Regions from separate parts of the Homo sapiens genome. Here region 2 is linked to region 1. A link is a loop called in an ENCODE intact Hi-C map of the cell type or tissue named here. Cell type or tissue: ovary. All regions are shown on one strand. Each heading gives the region's core, and the rest is flanking DNA. Links, peaks and the distances in the headings are about the cores only.

Region 1 (10,653 bases), core at 2,457-7,456:
ATCTGGACCACATACATTAGGCCCTATATAAAGCCTGGGTGACAGAGCAAGACTCCATCTCAAAAAACAAACAAACAAACAAACAAAAAACAATGACCCCCAGCTCCATCCAAGTTGCTGCAAAAGACATTACCTTGTTCCTTTTTGTGGCTGAGTAGTATTCCATGGTGTACATATATCACATTTTCTTTATCCACTTGTTGGTTGATGGGCACTTAGGTTGGTTCCACGTCTTTGCAATTGTGAACGGTGCTGTTCAAAACATGCATGTGTATGTGTCTTTTTCATATAATCCCTTCTTTTCCTTTGGGTAGATACCCAGTTGTGGGATTGCTGGATCGAATGGTGGTTCTACTTTTAGTTCTTTAAGGAATCTACATACTGTGTTCCATAGTGGTTGTACTAATTTACATTTTCATGGCTGAATACTCTTAATTCCATTTTACAGGTGAGGAATCTAAGATTCAAGGGGTTAAAATCACACTGTAGTAAGCCTTGGATCTGACTTTGTCCAATTCCAAAGTTTGTGACTCTTTGTTCTATATCAAACTGACTTCCAATTGCCTCATTTCCTTCAAATCCATCCAGAGTTCTGTTTTTCAAGAATTCTGTACTTGTGCATCAGAGTGTCCTAGACAAGGGGGTAGCTTGGCCTATTGCTCTCTGGGCACGCAATGATAGCATCGCACCAAAGTTGCTTGGATGACAGTGTTTGTCTCACATTCTCTGGCCAAATGGGCCTCCATGGGAGCATTTTGTTAAATTTTTAGGACAAATCCTCTAGGCTGAAAGCTTTATGGTGTCCCTATTGCTTATCAATCTATCTTAAACTTCTTATATCTCATTTTCAAAAATACCTATAACTTGAATTCATCCATCCTCATCCTCCCATTCTGCACTATAATGTAATAAGCTTTTCTTCAGTTTCTTTTGAGCCATATTGTAGTAGAAATAGGGCTGGGGCCAGGCACAGTGGCTCACACCTGTCATCTCAATACTTTGGGAGGCCAAGGCATGTGAACTGCTTGAGGCCAGGAGTTTGAGACTAGCCTGGGGAACAGAGTGAGACCCCATCTCTACAAAAAGAAAGAAAATAAGTAATAGGGCTGAGCCAGCTATCAGAAGCACCCATGCTCTTGCTCTGTTTTTGACTCTTAGTGGCCCTGGGTCTTTTAGGCCATCAGCTTACCTTCTTGAAAGACTGTCTCTACAGCTGTGAATTAACAGCCTTCTACTAAATCCTCTGAGAAGTCTCTTTCTGCTTTGAAATTCAGTGACTCTTTTACCTCATAGCATATTCTCAGTTCAGTGTTCAGGGTTTTACAGCCACAAGACTCGACAAACAGCGCTAAACTATTATAATTAGTTCAAATTGCTATTAGTTCTAAATAGCTCATTAAAAGTGCAGCAGTTTAGAATTAGCATCGTTTTTTTCAGATTAAGACCTCTCATTTCTCCAAAGTCTTAAGTGTTAATACTGTAGTGTTTTGAGATTGGCAGGGAAAGCAAGGGAAGGCAGGGAAGGAAGTGGTTAGGGTAAGGCGCTTGGAGTACATTCAAACAGCTCAACAGTGGCCAGTGCAGGTTGGGGAAATTTCTCTCTCTGGCCCTGCAAACAGAACTGCACGCTAGAGTGATTCCCCCTGCATACTCACTCCAATGGTGTCTTATTGTGCCCACTGGCTAGAACCCAGTTGTGGTCTTGGATTGACCAAATGATTTATATCAGGTGGCCAGAGAGCTGAGGTCTCACGCCCTGTTTTTTCCTTTTTCTTTTTTGAGAGGGAGTCTTGCTCTGTTGCCCAGGCTGGAGTGCAGTGGCGCAATCTCGGCTCACTGCAACCTTCACCTCCTGGGTTCAAGCGATTCTCCTGCCTCAACCTCCTGAGTAGCTGGGATTACAGGCACCTGCCACCATGCCCGGCTAATTTTTGTCTTTTAGTAGAGATGGGGTTTCACTATGTAGGTCAAGCTGGTCTCGAACTCCTGATCTCAAATGATCCCACCACCTCAGCCTGCCAAAGTGCTGGGATTACAGGTGTGAACCTCTGTGCCCGGCCACACCCCCTTTTCTCTATTTGAAATGGAATCTTAGCTTTTCAAGCAGTGAAACTTTGAACAAACTGTGGAACAAATCCAGAAGCTCATCTTATAAACTTACAACTTTCAAATATGCAAACAAATCAGTCTCTCCAAGCAAGAGTGTGATGTGCTTGCATTCTTAGTATAGCAGAACTTGGAGCATCTTCCTCTACGCAGAGTCCAGGGCTGCATTATTTCAGGGACCTTTTATGTACTTTAGCTAATCGAGCAAAACTCTTCCCAAGGTTTGCCAATGTCTTTGTCTGTTTGGGTTGCAATAACAAGATACTACAGATCTGGCAGCTTATAAACAACAAGCATTTATTTCTCACAGTTTTGGAGGCTGGGAGGTCTAAGATCAAGGTGCCAGTAGATTCAGTGTCTGGTGAGGGCCCATTTCCTTGTTTATAGACATCCAGTCTTCTCTGTTAGGGTTCCACACTCACAACTTAATCACCTCCCAAAGGCCCCATCTTCAAATACCACTACATTGGGGATTCAGTTTCAACATGTGAACCGCTCATTGGGTGGGTGAGGAGGGCATAAACATTCCATCTTTAGCAACCCACGTTCAATATTTTATACTCTGGGAGAATTAGAGAATGTAGACCAGTGAGGATGATGGAGAAAAGGGGAATCCACAGAACTCTGGATAGCACAGAGTGCAGTTCTGTTTGCAGAGCACAGAGCCAGCCAAGTCCCGGACCACTGTGGGAGCCAGTCACCCTCTAGGCATCTGGAAGCTGCTTCTAACTGATCTATATGAAGGCTGGCAGAAGTCTGAGATGCAAAAAGCTGACAGCAACATCCCCTTTGCCCTGGACCAAACTTACAGACAGGTGGAGCATACAGTCACCTACACAGTGTGCTTTGAGGGGCTTGGGAGTCTTGCATTCTTCCTAGAGAATGCTTTTCCCTACAATGCCTGAAATTTTGGCATCCACCATTCATTCCCCCTAGTCAGGCATTGCCTTCACTCCAGTTTTCATTCAAATTATACATATTCTTGAGAAATATATCACACTCCCTCCCTCCCTGGCTACTTTACTATAAGTCAAGTAAGTTGTACCAAGAAACAGGACAAGAAAGTGAGAATGGAGGCTGGGCGCAGTGGCTCATGTCTTTGGGTGGCCAAGGCAGGTGGACCACGAGGTCAGGAGTTCGAGATCAGCCTGGCCAACATGGTGAAACCCTGTCTCTACTAAAGATACAAAAAATTAGCTGGGTGTGGTGGCAGGTGCCTGTAATCCCAGCTACTCTGGAGGCTGGGGCAGGAGAATCACTTGAACCCAGGAGGCGGAGGTTGCAGTGAGCCAAGATCAGGCCATTGCACTCCAGCCTGGGTGATAGGGCGAGACTCCATCTAAAAAAAAAAAAAAGTAAGAATGGAGATCAGATAGGGGTTGGGGTAGGTGGTGTCTCATGTCTTAACCGGGGAAAAACCTTGTTCTCTATCATAAATTAGCCCGGGACCAGCTCCATCCCTATGACACACACTTTACTCCCTCCAAAAGGGAAAATCTGAGATCATAGGTTTGTTTTCTTGAGTCATTGAAGTATCTTCCGAAGAGGGCCTGGATTTGGGGGTGAAAAAAACTATGTCAAAGGAAAGAGAGCAAACGAGAAAAACAGTGTATAGTACTTTGCCTGTCACTTCACAGGTATTTGATAAATAAACATTCCCTTACTTCCTTTCTAGTGCTTCGATGTCTCTACTGTATTAATTTCTCCTCACTTAATTCCATTCTCTAAAAGTGTAGATTTCATGCCTGAAATGATCAGAAATTCCCAGACATTCATTAGAAATCCATCTTCAAGAAGGGACTTTTGTCATGAATATTAGCAGGTTCCTATACCTGTTCAACATAGCCTTGGCTGGTTCCAGCATAGAGTTTTATGGCAGGCGGGAGATCAAGATAGTCAGCAAAACAGTGAGGTCAAAAAAACACTCACATTGGCTGGGCACAGTGGCTCACACCTGTGATCCCAGCACTTTGGGAGGCCAAGGCAGGCAGATTTCTTGAGGTCAGGAGTTGGAGACCAGCAGCAATTCTCCTGCCTCAGCCTGCCAAGTAGCTGGGCCTACAGGTGCACGCCATCATGCCAGGCTAATTTTTGTATTTTTAGTAGAGACAGGATTTCACCATATTGGTCAGACTGGTCTCTAACTCCTGACCTCATGATCCGATGGCCTCGGCCTCCCAAAGTGCTGGGATTACAGGCACGAGCCACGGCGCCGGGCCTATTTATTTATGTGTTTATTTGTTTATCTATTTGAGATGGGCTCACTCTGTCACCCAGGCTGGAGTGCAGTGGTACAACCATAGCTCACTGCAGCCTCAACCTCTTGGGTTCAAGCAATCCTCCCACCTCAGCTTCCCAAGTAGCTAAGACTACAGATGTGAGCCACCATACTCGGCCTACTTTTTGGCTTTAAATTACTTTGACACATGTTGAGTGAACGTGCTGTCTTCACTAATCCCATCAAACAAAGAAGTTCTCACCAACTGATTTCGTTCAAATTCCCATGACACAAGAAACTATAATTTTCATTCTTTTCCCATGTTGTGTCTTGAGTTTTCCAGCCCTGCAGCCTGGGCCTTTAGCCTTCATGGTACATACACAGTCCCATTTTCAGTTCCTTTCTCTCACCACTTCCTGGGGTCTCTGTTTTTTCAATTCTTGGCTTCACTTTTTCTGTCCTTTCTACATGTTTCTGCTTCGGTGCCACTTCCTGTATTTCCATGTTTTACTCTTGCTTTCCTCCCTTTATTTTCTCAGATATTCATTGATATATCAATTCGTTGACTATATATCATGTGCTTGGCACAGTAATAAGTGCAGGGGAGCCAGAAATGGATGGCACAGCCTTTCCTTAAGGGACTCATCATTATGGGTGACAGAAGAAGAAACTATCTTGCTCCCTTGACCCAGACCTTGCTGGCCCAAATCCATTTGTCATCATCCCTGCAGAGCTCTGGTCCCTGGCAGTGACACACCCTGACATGACTGTCTGCAGCGAGTGACTCAAGCCCTGGATTCTGCCCAGTCTGGTTCTGTCTCCATGACCCACTCTGTGTCGCCCTCTGTGACACTAGCCTCCTCCAAGGTCATCCTTGCTGTGCTGGGGAACACATGTCCTTGTGGTTCTGAGCTCACCAGTGAGTCCACCCATTCTGTCCTCAGCAGTTTTCTTGTGGCTTCTCATTTTTTTCCACACCCTTTGTCTGTCCCTGATAACTTCCTCTTTTTTCCCATCAACACTGGACAGTAGTTTCATTTTGTTCTCTTTCTTCCTAGAGGTGTCCCTTCCCTCCTCCCCTCCGCTCCCTGCTCCCTGGGGCTTCCTGCACTCATCGGAGCAGAAGTCACCATTCCTCTTCCGCATAGGAACCTCAAGACCCAATTCTCCCTTCTATGTGACACATCAAGTTTTCTGTCCACTAGGGGACCACAGAATTTACCATTCAAACCAGATACTTCTGAGCGTGAAAGGGGGTGCTATTAATAATTACACCAACATAGTAGGTGTAAACCACGACTGTCCCAAATGGGATCTGATGGCCATCCCACTGTTTGCAGACGTATGACCTACTAGACCACTGACATCTCATACACTTTTCTTTTGGGAGATGCTTTTATGACCTAATCCAGCAGAATTGCAGAGCTATTCCTGATTGCGTGTCACACCAGACGGCCTCTTGAGTCATATGTATTGCATGTCTCTGACTGTCCCCTAGATCAGCTAAAGCCCTCCTCCGAATGACAAGCCCTCTAAATGAGCAGTCAAACCTGCAATCATATTCATGGTCATAGTTACTGAAGTTGCAGTTTAGACAGCAGCTACCTTTCCCCCCAGCCCCCTGCCCAGCTGTCTCCAATGCCTCCCTTACCCAAATATAAACCTCTGCTGTGGTCAAGGAAATGGCAGCATCACTACTGTGCCCAGCGTTCATGGTAGTGTTTACCAAAGATCAAAGGAACTGATCAAAGGAACTGATCAAAGCCCCGATCAAAGCCCCAAATTTCCAGCTTAATCGAGTGTCTTCCTTTTAGGGCTCCTGCTGTGACCTATGGCAATACTCACCAGGATACTTCCAAAGCCAAGAGCAAGCACTCATGGGCCACAAATACCCAGATCCTCACTAGCCCCCTTCTGCTATAGGGAGCATGCCTCTCTTCCTCTGCCAGCTAGATTATTTTTGGCAAAAGCTCACACTGTGATTTCACCAGCCTGGGTATATTGATTTGATGATAAGAGACAGAGCCCCAGCACAAGTGAAATTAGCCCAGAAGGGGAATTCATTGACTCACGGGTCCAAGAAAATTGTTTTGGGTTTTATTGTTTTTTGGGGGTTTTTTTGAGACAGAGTCTAGCTCTGTCGCCCAGGCTGGAGTGCAGTGGCATGATCTTGGCTCACTGCAACCTCCACCTCCCAGATTCAAGCAATTCTCCTGCCTCAGCCTCCTGCGTAGCTGGGACTACAGGCATGCACCACCATGCCCAGCTTATTTTTTGTATTTTCAGTAGAGACAGGGCTTCACCAGGCTGTCCAGGCTGGTCTCGATCTCCTGACCTCGTGATCCTCCTGCCTTGGCCTCCCAAAGTGCTGGGATTATAGGCATGAGCCACTGCACCCGGCCTGAGATTTTGTTGTTGTTGTCATTTGTTTGTTTGTTTTGAGACAGAGTCTTAACTCATCTCCCAGGCTGGAGTGCATTCGCATGATCATGGCTCATTGCAGCCTCAACCTCCTGGGCTCAAGCGATCCTCCCATTTCAGCTACTTGAGTAGCTGGGACCACAAGGATGTGTGACTCCATGCCCAGCTAATTTTTTTATTGTTCATAGAGATGGGGTCTCACTATGTTGCCCAGGCTTTTTTTTATTGAGCAAGAAAATTGTTGATGAGGGAGACAGGGATGCTGCTTAGCCTGAGAAAAGACCAGAACCAGAGATCTGAGGCCCATCCAGACTCCGTCTGCATCTTTTGCCCTGTTTCTGGTCATCAGCCTAAGTCTCACTCCTGAATGAACAGCATGGCAGGAAATGTGGTTCCTGAGCTCTGAAGTTTTGCACATTAGTGTCCTCTGTGTGTGTGTGAGTGTGTGTGTGTGTGAGAGTGTGTGTCTGCACGCACACGCACATGAGTGCAGCCTAGGGTATATTTCCATCATTTCCTAGGTGTGAATTGGGGGCATGACAACCAGGAGTCTTTAGGTCACACTTGGCTAGAAGGATACAGCAGCTCCTGATGTATATCCTGTCTGGATCATGGATGAGATGCAGTGTTTGGATATAGGAGAGAGGTCTCTAAACTGTCCAATTAGGAAGCTCTCCACAGGAAGCAGGTTTATGGGTGTCATATGCACACTGGTGGTGCTATTGGTTTTTCAGCTCAGATTCTTCTGTCAGTTACTGTTGATGCCTGGGAAAGGAAGAACTTCTTATTTTGCTTTATTAATGTGCTTGGTGAATGTCTCGTGCAACTTTGTGCATTTGGGACAGAGATACCTGACTTCATAGCATTGGGTCTCCAGCCGGGATCTGACTCCCCATACAGACCTAAGCTCATCAGTCAGACCCTGAATCAGAAGTACAGGGGAAGTTTCTAGAAGAGTGGAGTTGCTGGATCGAGTTCCCCAAATCCTTTAACAGTGAGTTTCCTGGGCCCCCTGAACCACCTACGTAAGTTAGGGAAACCCATCCAGGACCCTCATCTTTTCCATCCCGTAGCCATCCTCATTCTCCTGCCTGGCATGCGGCAGCTGTCAGTAAACACTCCAGCTCTCTTTTTGTTATTGTTATTATTGTTGTTATTTTAAGATAGTCCTTACAACTTGTCATTACATAAGTGCCCCAGCCTAGCATCAAACAAGCCAGAAACTGCCCCTGACATTCATCTCCACCCAGTTTCTTCCTGCACAGCAAACAACTCATTTCCACTCCCTCGCCTGTTTCTCCAGCTCTTCCCTGGGCTGGGCTGTGTCCCTTGCTTTCTGGGTTAGTCATATGCGTGTCAACTTTCAGTTGAGTTTCGCCACATGAGGAGATTTCTTCATCTCCATTCAACCCCCAAGTTTCCTTCACCTTTGACACCATTCTTTCTGACACCTCCAACATGTTTTTTCAGACAAATTCTGATTCTCTCTTCTACCAGGCTGCAAGCATCCTTCTCTAAGTTTCTCTTGGGGTGTTTTCTGGAGCCTTGCTGCTCATGTGCCCTTTGCTCCATACAACCCATCCTCCACGCACACCCTGCGGCCATCCCCACTCAATTTCCTTGGAACCCCCTTTCTACTCCTCTTTCATTCATTTCTTCTTTTTTTTTTTCGAGACGGAGTGTCTCCCTGTCACCCAGGCTGGAGTGCAGTGGCTTGATCTTGGCTCACTGCAACCTCCGCCTCCCGGGTTCAAGTGATTCTGCTTTCTCAGCCTCCAGAGTAGCTGGGATTACAGACACGTGCTACCATACCCAGCTCATTTTTGTATTTTTAGTAGAGATAGGTTTCACCATGTTAGTCAGGCTGGTCTGGAACTCCTGACCTCAGGCGATCTGCCCACATCGGCCTCCGAAGTGCTGGGATTACAGGTGTGAGCCTTCTACCCCTTTTTCACTTGTTACATCTAAACCGAGCCCAGCCATCCTCGTCCGGGTGGGAGCTGTCTGCTCCTGGCTGTCCTTTGCTGCCCTCAGGGTTCTCCCCACCCATTCCCTCTTCATTCCTTCTCCTCTTTCAGCATCCACTAGTTCATCTTTGCTCCCTCCACACTTCTTCCTCTCTTATGGTCTTTGCCTTTTTCACAGGTTGGTCCCTGCCTGTCCCCTGGGCAGGTGTATCCAGCCCTGTGATATTTCCCCTCTCACTCTGAACCTGCCTCCTCTGCTATAGCCCACATATGGGTTGTTTATAGAAATGTCACTTTCCTCCACCCAAAGGTTACCCCAGCCTTCTATTTTTATTTTTCTACTGAAAGCACTGTTATCGGCACTATGCTTGAAATATCATTCTCAACCACAGTGCTGAATTCTGATAGTTTCCCTTTTTGGGGGTTCATTTGAAAATAACAAAAATGAGCCAGGCATGGTGGCATGTGCCTGTAGTCCCAGCTCCTGGGGGCTTGGGTTGAGGGGATGGAGGCAGGAGGATTGCTTGAGACGGTTCTAAGCCGCAGTGGGTTGTGATCGCTCCTGGGAGACAGAGCGAGACCCTGTCTCTAAAAAGAAGAAAAAAATGACAAAATGATTTATTGTAATTATAAAAATAATATATGGTTACAATAGAAATTTGGTGACTAAAATACTAACAGTTTGTTGTCTAATATTTCTTTTCTATTGTTTAGAAGGTATGATTTTTAAAAATTGTAATCATATCTCATACACAGTTGTCAATTCTTCCATTATCTTTTTTTTAACTATTATTTTTTATAGAGACGGGATCTCCCTGTATTGCTCAGGCTGGTCTCGAGCTCCTGGGCTCAAGTGATCCTCCCACCTCAGCTGCCCAAAGTTCTGGAATTACAAACATGGAGCACTGTGCCCTGCCAATTCTTCCATTTTCACTCAGTATAAAGACTCATTCATAAGGGAAGGATGGAATGAGGTCCTGGGGATACAATGCTCACTGCCTTCATTGAGCTGATGATCTAGTGTCAGAAGTAATTGGGCAGTTATGATATTATACGGAAATTACAAAGTGCTATAGCCCCAGATCTAGTCTTGGGGTTGGGGGAGGTGATCAGGGAAGGGTTCCCCTAGCCAAGCGAGGTCGGAGCTAAGATCGGAAGAATTAGCAGGAGTTTCCTAGGCAACAGGGAGGGACAGCTCTAGGCAGAGGGAACGGCACATGTGCATTGTAGATGGGAGGAGGGCAAGGGAAATTTTGAAGGTCGAATCTAAAGAGGTGATGTAAGCTAGTTTGTTGAGTTTGTACGTATCATAAGAGCAAGGGAAACTTCTTTTGAGGCATTGTGATTTGCCAATCAGACAACAGCTCTAGCTACAGTAATAGAGCATGAATCAACTCTTTTTTTTTGTCTCCTAAAATCCTTAAGTTGGTGTACCCAGAATTTACTTAATCATTTCCCTGATGTTGCTAATATTTCACAGTTATAGATAATGTACTAATCATAGTTCTCTGTGGCTCTCCTCTGTATAAACTAAAATCATTTTGGGATGCTAATCGGGTAGCATTTTTTTTTTGTTTTCTGGAGGCACGATCTCAACCTGTTGCCCGGGCTGGAGTGCAGTGGCATGATCATGGTTCAGTGCAGCCTCAACCTCCTGGGCTCAAGCAATCCTCCCGCTCAGCCTCCCAAGTAGCTGGGACTACAAGCATGTGCCACCACACCTAGCTAATTTTTTTTTTTTGTAGAGACGGGGTCCCACTGTGTTGCCCAGGCTGATCTGAAACCCGTGGGTTCAAGTAGTCCTCCCGGCTTGGCCTCCCGAAATACTGGGATTATAGGCATGAGCCACTGTGCCCAGCCTGAATGCCTCTTCTATGTAATGAACCATATCTTGTCTTTGCTCCAATTCTAATTCCTGTTTCTTGCCTCCAATCTAGTCCC
Region 2 (8,328 bases), core at 3,007-8,006, 87 kb before region 1:
TAAGAGGCCAGCAGGGAAAGAGGTCTGGCAGTCACCTGCCTCAAACTTCGGCTGAAGAGGCAAGAGCTGCCCTGGGGGGCCTGTTGCTCTCTTCATTCCCAGAACCAAATGCTGTCCTCAAGTTATCCCCAGTCCCCCCTTCTCCTGAGTAAGGAGCATTATATTTAGGGTAGGAAAACACCAGTATGACTTTTATACTGATGATCTCCAAGATCTTCTAATTTTAAAGTGAAACAAGGAGATACATAACCTTTGTGATCCCAAGAGAATGGCTGCATGAAGCTGTATGGATTCCCTGATAATGCTAGTCTCAGAATCAGGGCACAATGGCAGGATCTTAGGGATCATCCGCTGCACCAGCCCATCTTACAGGTGAGCAAACTGAGGCCAGAAAAACCAAGTGACTTCCTCTTGAGTCCCAGAACAGCATTCTTTCTAGGCTGCTATATGAATAAGACAAAGGGGGGGGTCTTTTCTTCATGGAAGTCCCTTCTCTCTCACTAGAGCGAGAGCTGTTTTCCTTTCTCTGTCTTTTGCCTATTAAATCTCTGCTCCTAAACTCCTGTGTATGTCTGTGTGCTAAATTTTCTTAGCACAAGATGATGGACCCAGGTATTTACCACAGACAACATAGCTGCTTCACTGACATGTCAGCAAAAGGGACACAACTGGAGATACTGGTTATTTTACCAAGGCTTTGACTGGAATGGTGAAATTTGCTTTAAGGAATCAAACTTGACTTATAGAGCCAATACAAGCTCCTTGGGAAAACTGGCCTCACACCTTGTCTACACAGTCCCTGTACAGGGTTCCTGACCTTTGGCTGACACAGCAAGAAAGCCCTCACCAGATGCTGATCCCTCAGTCTTGGACTTCTCAGCCAACAGAACCATGAGCAAATAAATTTCTGTTGATTATAGATGGAAAAAAAAAAGGCAAAGGGGATCCTACATTACAGTCCCAGTGGGCAAAGCAGTCAGCCCCTAAACTTCCTATGCAACTCTTGAATCTCCAAAAAAGTTATAAGCAGATGCATCACAAAGAAAACTCTGTCTATGGGGCAATAATCAGCTATCAGCAAATCTTGATACTTTGAAGGTGGAACCCAGGGACTGTGGAAATAAATAAGGATCTTCTAATTCTAGATTTTCTTGAAGGCAAAAACTTTGTGAGGCTTACATAAAATGTGTGACATGGAGTACATGCCCTCTGCTTTCAACAGTGAGGGTCTCTTCAATCTTGTACTAGTCCCTGGAGGGCTTTAGCACCCTCCCAGTGGCTAACTTACGACATTGTATTTCCTAGAATCTAGGCAGGTGTCTCAACCTTAGTGCTGAATAATTCTTTCTCACAGGGCACTGATAATTCTGTGTCTTGTAGAATGTCTAGCAGCATCCCTGACCTCTACCCATTAGATGCTGGCTGCATCCCCACTCAGTGACATTCAAAAATGTCTTCTAAACATCTGCACTAATATGTTTATCACAGCTCTATTCACAATAGCAAAGATATGGAATCAACCTAAGTGTTTAGCAATGGAGAATTGGACAAAGAAAATATGATATATATATCATTATACTATATATAGAATAATTATATATTATTGTACATATAATTGTATATAAAATATTTAACTATTATATATAATATATTAATATAATATAGTATATATAGTGTATACATAGTATAACATATAGTATATATTTATATATTATATTTATATATTATAGTAATATAATAATATATAATATATAATTATTATGTATATAATATAATATATTGTTTATATAATGTAATATATTAAATGTTATTATATATTACATAATATATTATGTACATGTATACTAATATATAATATATTATATAATTATATATAATATATACACACATCATGAAATACTATTCAGCCATAAAAAAGAATGAAATCATGTCTTTTGCAGCAACATGGATGGAACTAGAGGCCATTATCCTAAGTGAAATCACTCAGAAACAGTCAAATATGGAATGTTTTCATTTATAAGTGGGAGCTGAAGAGTGGGTACACATGGACACACAGAATAGAATCACAGATATTGGAGACTACAAAAGGTGGGAGGGTTGGAGGGGGTGAGTGTTGAAAAATTACCTATTGGGTACAATGTTCACTATTCAGGTGATAGGTACACTAAAAGCTAAGACTTCATCACTATGCAAAATACACATGTAAGAAACCTGCACTTGCACCTCTCAAATACCTAGGAACAAAAAATAAACTTAGGCCGAGCTGGGGGTGGCTCACATCTGTAGTCCCAGCACTTTAGGAGGCCTAGATGGGTGGATTGCTGGAGCTCAGAAATTCGAGACTAGCCTGATCAACATGGCAAAACCCCGTCTCTACCAAAAATGCAAAAATTAGCCAGGTGTGGTGGCTCACGCCTGTAATCCCAACTGCTCAGGAGGCTGAGGCAGGAGGATTGCTTGAATCTGGGGAGGTGGAGGTTGCAGTGAGCCTTGATCACGCCACTGCACTCCAGCTTGGGTGACAGAGTGAGACCACAACTCAAAAAAAATTGAAATAAAATATATAAAATTTTAAAGTCTTCAAGCCTGGCATGGTGGGACACCTCTGTAGTCCTAGCTACTTGGGAGGCTGAGGCAGAAGGATCACTTGAACCCAGGAGTTGGAGGCTGCAGTGAGCCAAGACCCTCTCTCTAATTAATTTTTTTTTAAAAAGTCTTCAGACATTACTTATTGCCCTCTGCCCATTGAGAATCACAGATCTGAAGCATTGGACCAGTTCTTGCTGTACTGCTGAGTATGACATCCTGCCTGGGTCCTTGTGATGGCCAAAGAAACACACTTGGTTCAGCCTCACCAGTGAGTCCTTCAGGCAAAACTCAAACCCCAATACTCCAGCTGTCAGGACCAACACCCAGATGTGCCTGAGGAGACACGATCATCTCAGTGGAAGTCTTTGCACACAGCCACCAAAAGCTTATAGCCTGGTAAACCCATCTGCTCACATCACTGGCCACAAAAGCAAGTGCGAGCTACAGACTCCATTGGAAGCAATCATCTCTGGCCTCCTCTATGTCTTCCATTGCCCAAGACCCTGGACACCTCGCTCCAGACCACAGCTGCACAACTGCCGCTGCGCTTTTCATTTTGGTCACTCTCCAGATGGTCCGTCTAGCTTCTTGGCCTGTAACATTCTCATATCTAAGCCCTCCTTCTGGCTACTGTGCCTCCTTTGACTCAAAGGAGAGACTCCTTGCTCCTGTCCCAGCCAGCCACAACTCCCCGAAAAGCAAGGGTGTGTGGGATTCAGACAGAGTTTAAGAAACCAGCAAGAGTACACAGGTGCCCCAGCAGTTTCCATTCCTGACACCGGTAAACAAATCCAGAGGTTCCTTCTGAGCTTCCCACTCGGCTTCAGAAGGGCCACCGGGACTGGGAACAGCTCCAAGAGGAAGAACGGAGGGGAAATGAGAAGAATGTTTGTATTGTTTCATGTTTCACAAAGACCTGTCAGGGTGAGCAGTAACCCACGCCAACAGGGCTTAGTCAAGCAACCAGTACCGGCCAACGGACAGTGAAACTGAAAGGAAAACTTGCAGAGCTTTCGTGGAAAGTCCATCAGTGAGAATGTCCTGGATGAATACGGTGTAAACTGTCTCCCAGGCCCTGTTTCATTTTTCCTTAGATGTCAATGGGAAACCACACATTTGCAGAATCAATTGTTTCTGCTTTCTAGAAGAAAGCGTCCTTTGAGATTAGCAGCATAACAATAAATACGTAATTAAATAAATAAGGAAAAACAATTCACAGGTTCCAAGGATTAGAAGGACAAAAAATAAATAGTGGCTGGATGTGGTGGCTCATGCCTGTAATCCCAGCACTTTGGGAGGCTGAGGCGGGTGGAGACCATGAGACCAGCGTGGTCAACATGGTAAAACCCCATCTCTACTAATAATACAAAAATTAGCTTGGCATGGCAGTTTGCACCTGTAACCTCAGCTACTTGGGAGGCTGAGGCATGAGAATTGCTTGAACCCGGGAGGTGGAGGCTGCAGTGAGCCAAGATTGCACCACTGCACTCCAGCCTGGGTGACAGAGTGAAACTGGGTCTCAAAAAAAAAAAAAAAAAAGACAAAAAATAAATAAGAAGAATAAATTAAAAAATAATAAAAGAAAGAGATTAGCAGGGTGGAAGCAGACGGCACAGAGAAGAGGGGGCACCGGCCCCCAGATGGGCTGTGGGAGCAATGCCAAGGTTGGAGGTGGTGGGAGAAAGGCGGAATCTCTATAGCCTGATAGAGGTTGAAGATGCTTTTGCAAAGCTAGTGTACTTAATTAATTGCGGGAAACAAAGGGTCTTTCTGATCCATACAAAGTATACTTTCATTGGGTAACCTGATCATTAAAAGAGATTTCAACTAAGACAGATGATGAGGACCTTCCAAAAGTCAGTCACTCGACAGACGTCCAAAGTGCCAGTGCCCAGTAAGAACGCACGCTGTCTCGCCCAGGTGGCATGAAACGCCATGAGGCCCTGGAACAAGGGTTACAATTATTTTCTTCTTTAAAAAATTTTTTATTTGTATAAATGTATGTGGTGCAAGTGTAACTTATTACAGGGATATATTGCATAGTGGTAAATTCGGGGCTTTTAGTGTATCCATCACCCGAATAATGTACACCGTACCTATTAAGTAATTTCTCATCACCCCCCTTCCTCTAAGTCTCCAATCTCTATCATTTCACACTCTATGTCCATGTGTGTACATTATTTTATTATTATTATTTTTTGAGACAGGGTCTTTCTCTGTTGCCCAGGCTGGAGCACAGTGGTGTGATCACAGCTCACTGAAGCCTCAACTTCCCAGGCTCAATCAATCCTCCAGCCTCAGCCTTCTGAGTAGCTGGGACCACAGATATGCACCGCCATACCCCAAAGAGATGGGGTTTTGCCATGTTGCCCAGGCTGGTCTTGAACTTCTGGGCTTAAGTGATCTGCCCGTCTTGGCCTCCCAAAATGCTGGGATGACAGGTGTAGCCACCGTGCCCAGCCCTGCACACATTATTTAGCTCCCACTTATAAGTGATCTCAGCCCTTGTTGCTGCTGTTTCTTGAGAAGGGAAATTGAATTTCTAATATGCAGGGGATCTCTTCCCTAATTTCCTGCACTGTTATGGAGTCTTTTCTGTTTTTCATATTTCTTCATCAATTCATCGGAGGTCTAGAAAGGAGATGCCTTGGGCTATCATTTTACTCAGAAACTGTCTTTTTTTTTTAATCTTTTATCAAAATTCCTCTCTTGTCTGTTGACTTCTGGGTAGAATCCCAAGCTCACAGGACAGACTACATGGATCATTAGATTTAGCCAAAAAGAAAAAAGGACTTGTGCTGGAAAGTCAGGAAAACAGACTGAAGGGCTATAGCAGGAGGATGTGGGAGGTAGCTAGGGCCCCCTACTGGCCAAAGTGGGGATAATGTAAAAATCAAACCAAGTGGTGTAGAACAAGAATCCATGAGTTCATATTGATATAAACGAATAAATGAAAAATAAATAATAAATTGATTAGGGAGAGGGAAACCCTTCCTTATAGCAGCGTGCAAGCTGATAAATGTGGAAAGAATGAAGGAATTAGAAATGTATTAATACCAAATGCTGGGCCAGGCACGGTGGCTCATGCCTGTAATCCCAGCACTTTGGGAAGCTGAGCCGGCAGATCACGAGGTCAAGAGATCAAGACCATCCTGACCAACATGGTGAAACCCCGTCTTTGCTAAAAATACAAAAATTAGCTGAGTGTGGTGGCATGCGTCTGTAGTCCCAGCTACTCGGGAGGCTGAGGCAGGAGAATCGCTTGAACCCAGGAGGTGGAGGTTGCAGGGAGCTGAGATCGCGCCAGTGCACTCCAGCCTGGGCGACAGAGCGAGACTCCATCTCAAAAAAAAAAAAAAAAAGCTAAACCTGGTGGGTGAAGTTTTGATACGAGCAAGATATTTACTTAGTCTCAAAGTATTGCTCCACAAGTTACTTTTTAATTTTTTTTGTGTGTGTGTGTGTGTGACAGGGTCTGTCTCTGTTGCCCAGGCTGGAATGTAGTGGTGAAAATATGGCTTATGGCAGCCTCGACTTCCTGGGCTCAAGTGAATCCTCCTGTCTCAGTCTCCCAAAGTAAAGAGGTTACAGGCATGAGCCACTGCGCCAGGCCTACTTTAAATTATAAGGGAAAAAAATTAGTGACTTTATTTGGAAGAAAGCTAACGAACACTACCTTTACACAAAAGAAGATTTTTTGGCTTGATAAGGTGATAAGGTGAGCAAAAGGCCAGGTGGAGCTTAGAAAAATGTATAAGAAGGGTTGCATCAGTAAGGACTTGTAATTAAATCTCTGAAAATAGCAGAAAAACAAATTAAACAGAGGCCTCTTCCCTCTGGCGCTCCAGATAATTGAATCTTGCTGCCCAAGCAAGCTGAAACAGGGCAGCATGGAATAAAACCACTTGGCATGTGGGTAATTCTGTTATTTCCAAAGGACTTTCCCAAATATCATCTTGCTTTATGCTATTTCTCACAGCAATTCTGTGATGCAAAGCAGCTATCTCCCGTGTAAGCCATCTCCTGATTTACATATGAGCACACTCAACCCAGAGGGTACGTGACTTGCCCAAGGTCACACAACAGAGCCAGGATGTGACCCCATGCTGCTGGCACCATGGCCAGTGTCCCACCGCACTGACCCGTCACTTGAGCTCACTTGCACCATCCCTGAAAAATGTCAGGTGATTCCTACATCACAAAGAAAAATATTTTTGAGGGGGTAAGAAAAACCCATTAATATCGCTTTTTAGTCCCGTTTCATCCATACACTTAATCTGGATCACTCTACTCCTTTTGATAAATTGCCTGAAAATAGGGAACTAACATCAGAAAGGTAAAACTCATGAACAGAAAGAGTCTTTCCTGAAATGCTAATGAAGCCAATTGTGAAGGAGTAAAAAGCTTCGGAGATTGTATCTGGAAAAGCCAGGGAGACAAACACCATTCAAACGCCGCTCCATCTCTCCTCTCAGGAGCCCAGGGATGTTCCTCTCTGCTCTTTTCTTTGGTTGTGGTACAATGTGCACGAAGCAGTTGGTGGAAAAATCATCCTCGTGGGTACTTTCCTGCTTGTCTTCATTGTTCATATTTTCATATTGATCACAAATCAATCCCTTGCTTTTTGAAGTTAATGTCATGGTTGATTTTTTTTTTGTTTTTTGAGACATTGTCTACACGATCAGTTGACACCTTGAAAGCAGGCTGGTCTTGAAAGTATGAGTTCCCTTTTAACTGATGGCCCTTTCCTGGGATAATGAATGAACTCAACTTCGGGTTCGAGTTGCTCCAACAACCCACTTCCAGCCACAGAACTCCCATGAGAGCCTCTGCAGCCTGGGCCCCTCCAGCTCATAGGGATGCCCACCCAAGTCAAGTGCTTCTAAATGAGCGACCTCCTCAAAAGAAAGCACAGGAGAAAGCAGGAATCAGTAAGACTTTTCTGGTTTTCTCTTCAAATATTAACAAGTTGACACTTAAGAAGATAAGGCAAACTCTTAGAGCCAGAGGATAAAAAAGGCTCCTTCATGCTGCTTTCAACTCATTAGAACACGTGCCACTTACCATGCAGCCTTCTGCTGTCTCTCGTCAGCAGTACAAGCCTCAGCCCCTAATCCTGCCTGGCTGCTGAAGGATTAGACCCAGCACTTAGTATTTAACCTGCTCCTCCCCTGCAGATCTTGTGGATTTGGTTTTTCTTTTATGGGTTGCAAAAGCAAAATAATAATCCCAGATACCTGTCACTTCAGCCAAGGGAGATTTATTACTTTTAATCAAAGGATATTTGTTATAAAAGGAGTTATGTATACATGAATACACACACAGATACACTCATATTTATGCATGTGTACAGACAGACACACATCAGCAAACCTAAGGCCCCATGTGGGGGACTCAGGGCACTGTCTGTTCCCCTCCTCCACTGATGGATTTTTGTTCACAGTTTGTCATCTGTGTCCTGGAGGCCACCAAAGGCTCATGTGCCCTCATAGCGTGGTGACATCTTAACCTCTAACACTTTTGTGTGATCATTTGAAAAGGTACTGAAAAACTGGAAAGTCAACATTGAAAAAAAAAATGACAGGCCAGGCGTGGTGGCTCACTTCTGCAATCCCAGCTACTCGGGAGGCTGAGGCAAGAGAATGCCTTGAGCCTAGGAGTTTGAAATTGCAGTGAGCGATGATTGCACCACTGCACTCCAGCCTGGGTGACAGAGCGAGACCCTGTCTCTATCAAAAA

The links. Peaks named below come from ENCODE experiments on the same cell type or tissue, not always from the same donor. Only the 100,000 strongest peaks of a DNase experiment are listed, where the experiment ranks them.
Region 2: it touches region 1 in a loop (24-fold over the local background); 1 of 110 quality-filtered maps calls a loop at or near these places.

Annotation. Positions count from the first base shown.
Region 1 is chr10:30,488,838-30,499,490 of GRCh38, reverse strand. No RefSeq gene overlaps it. Among named protein-coding and RNA genes, the nearest start is that of MAP3K8, 60 kb to the right of the region's middle. In ovary, for the core only: no CTCF peak of the experiment used is centred there; DNase peaks (open chromatin) are centred at 5,170 and 5,393.
Region 2 is chr10:30,579,100-30,587,427 of GRCh38, reverse strand. No RefSeq gene overlaps it. Among named protein-coding and RNA genes, the nearest start is that of LYZL2, 46 kb to the left of the region's middle. In ovary, for the core only: a CTCF peak has its summit at 5,487 (motif pointing left); a DNase peak (open chromatin) is centred at 3,547; H3K4me3 peaks cover 854 bases; H3K27ac peaks cover 1,105 bases.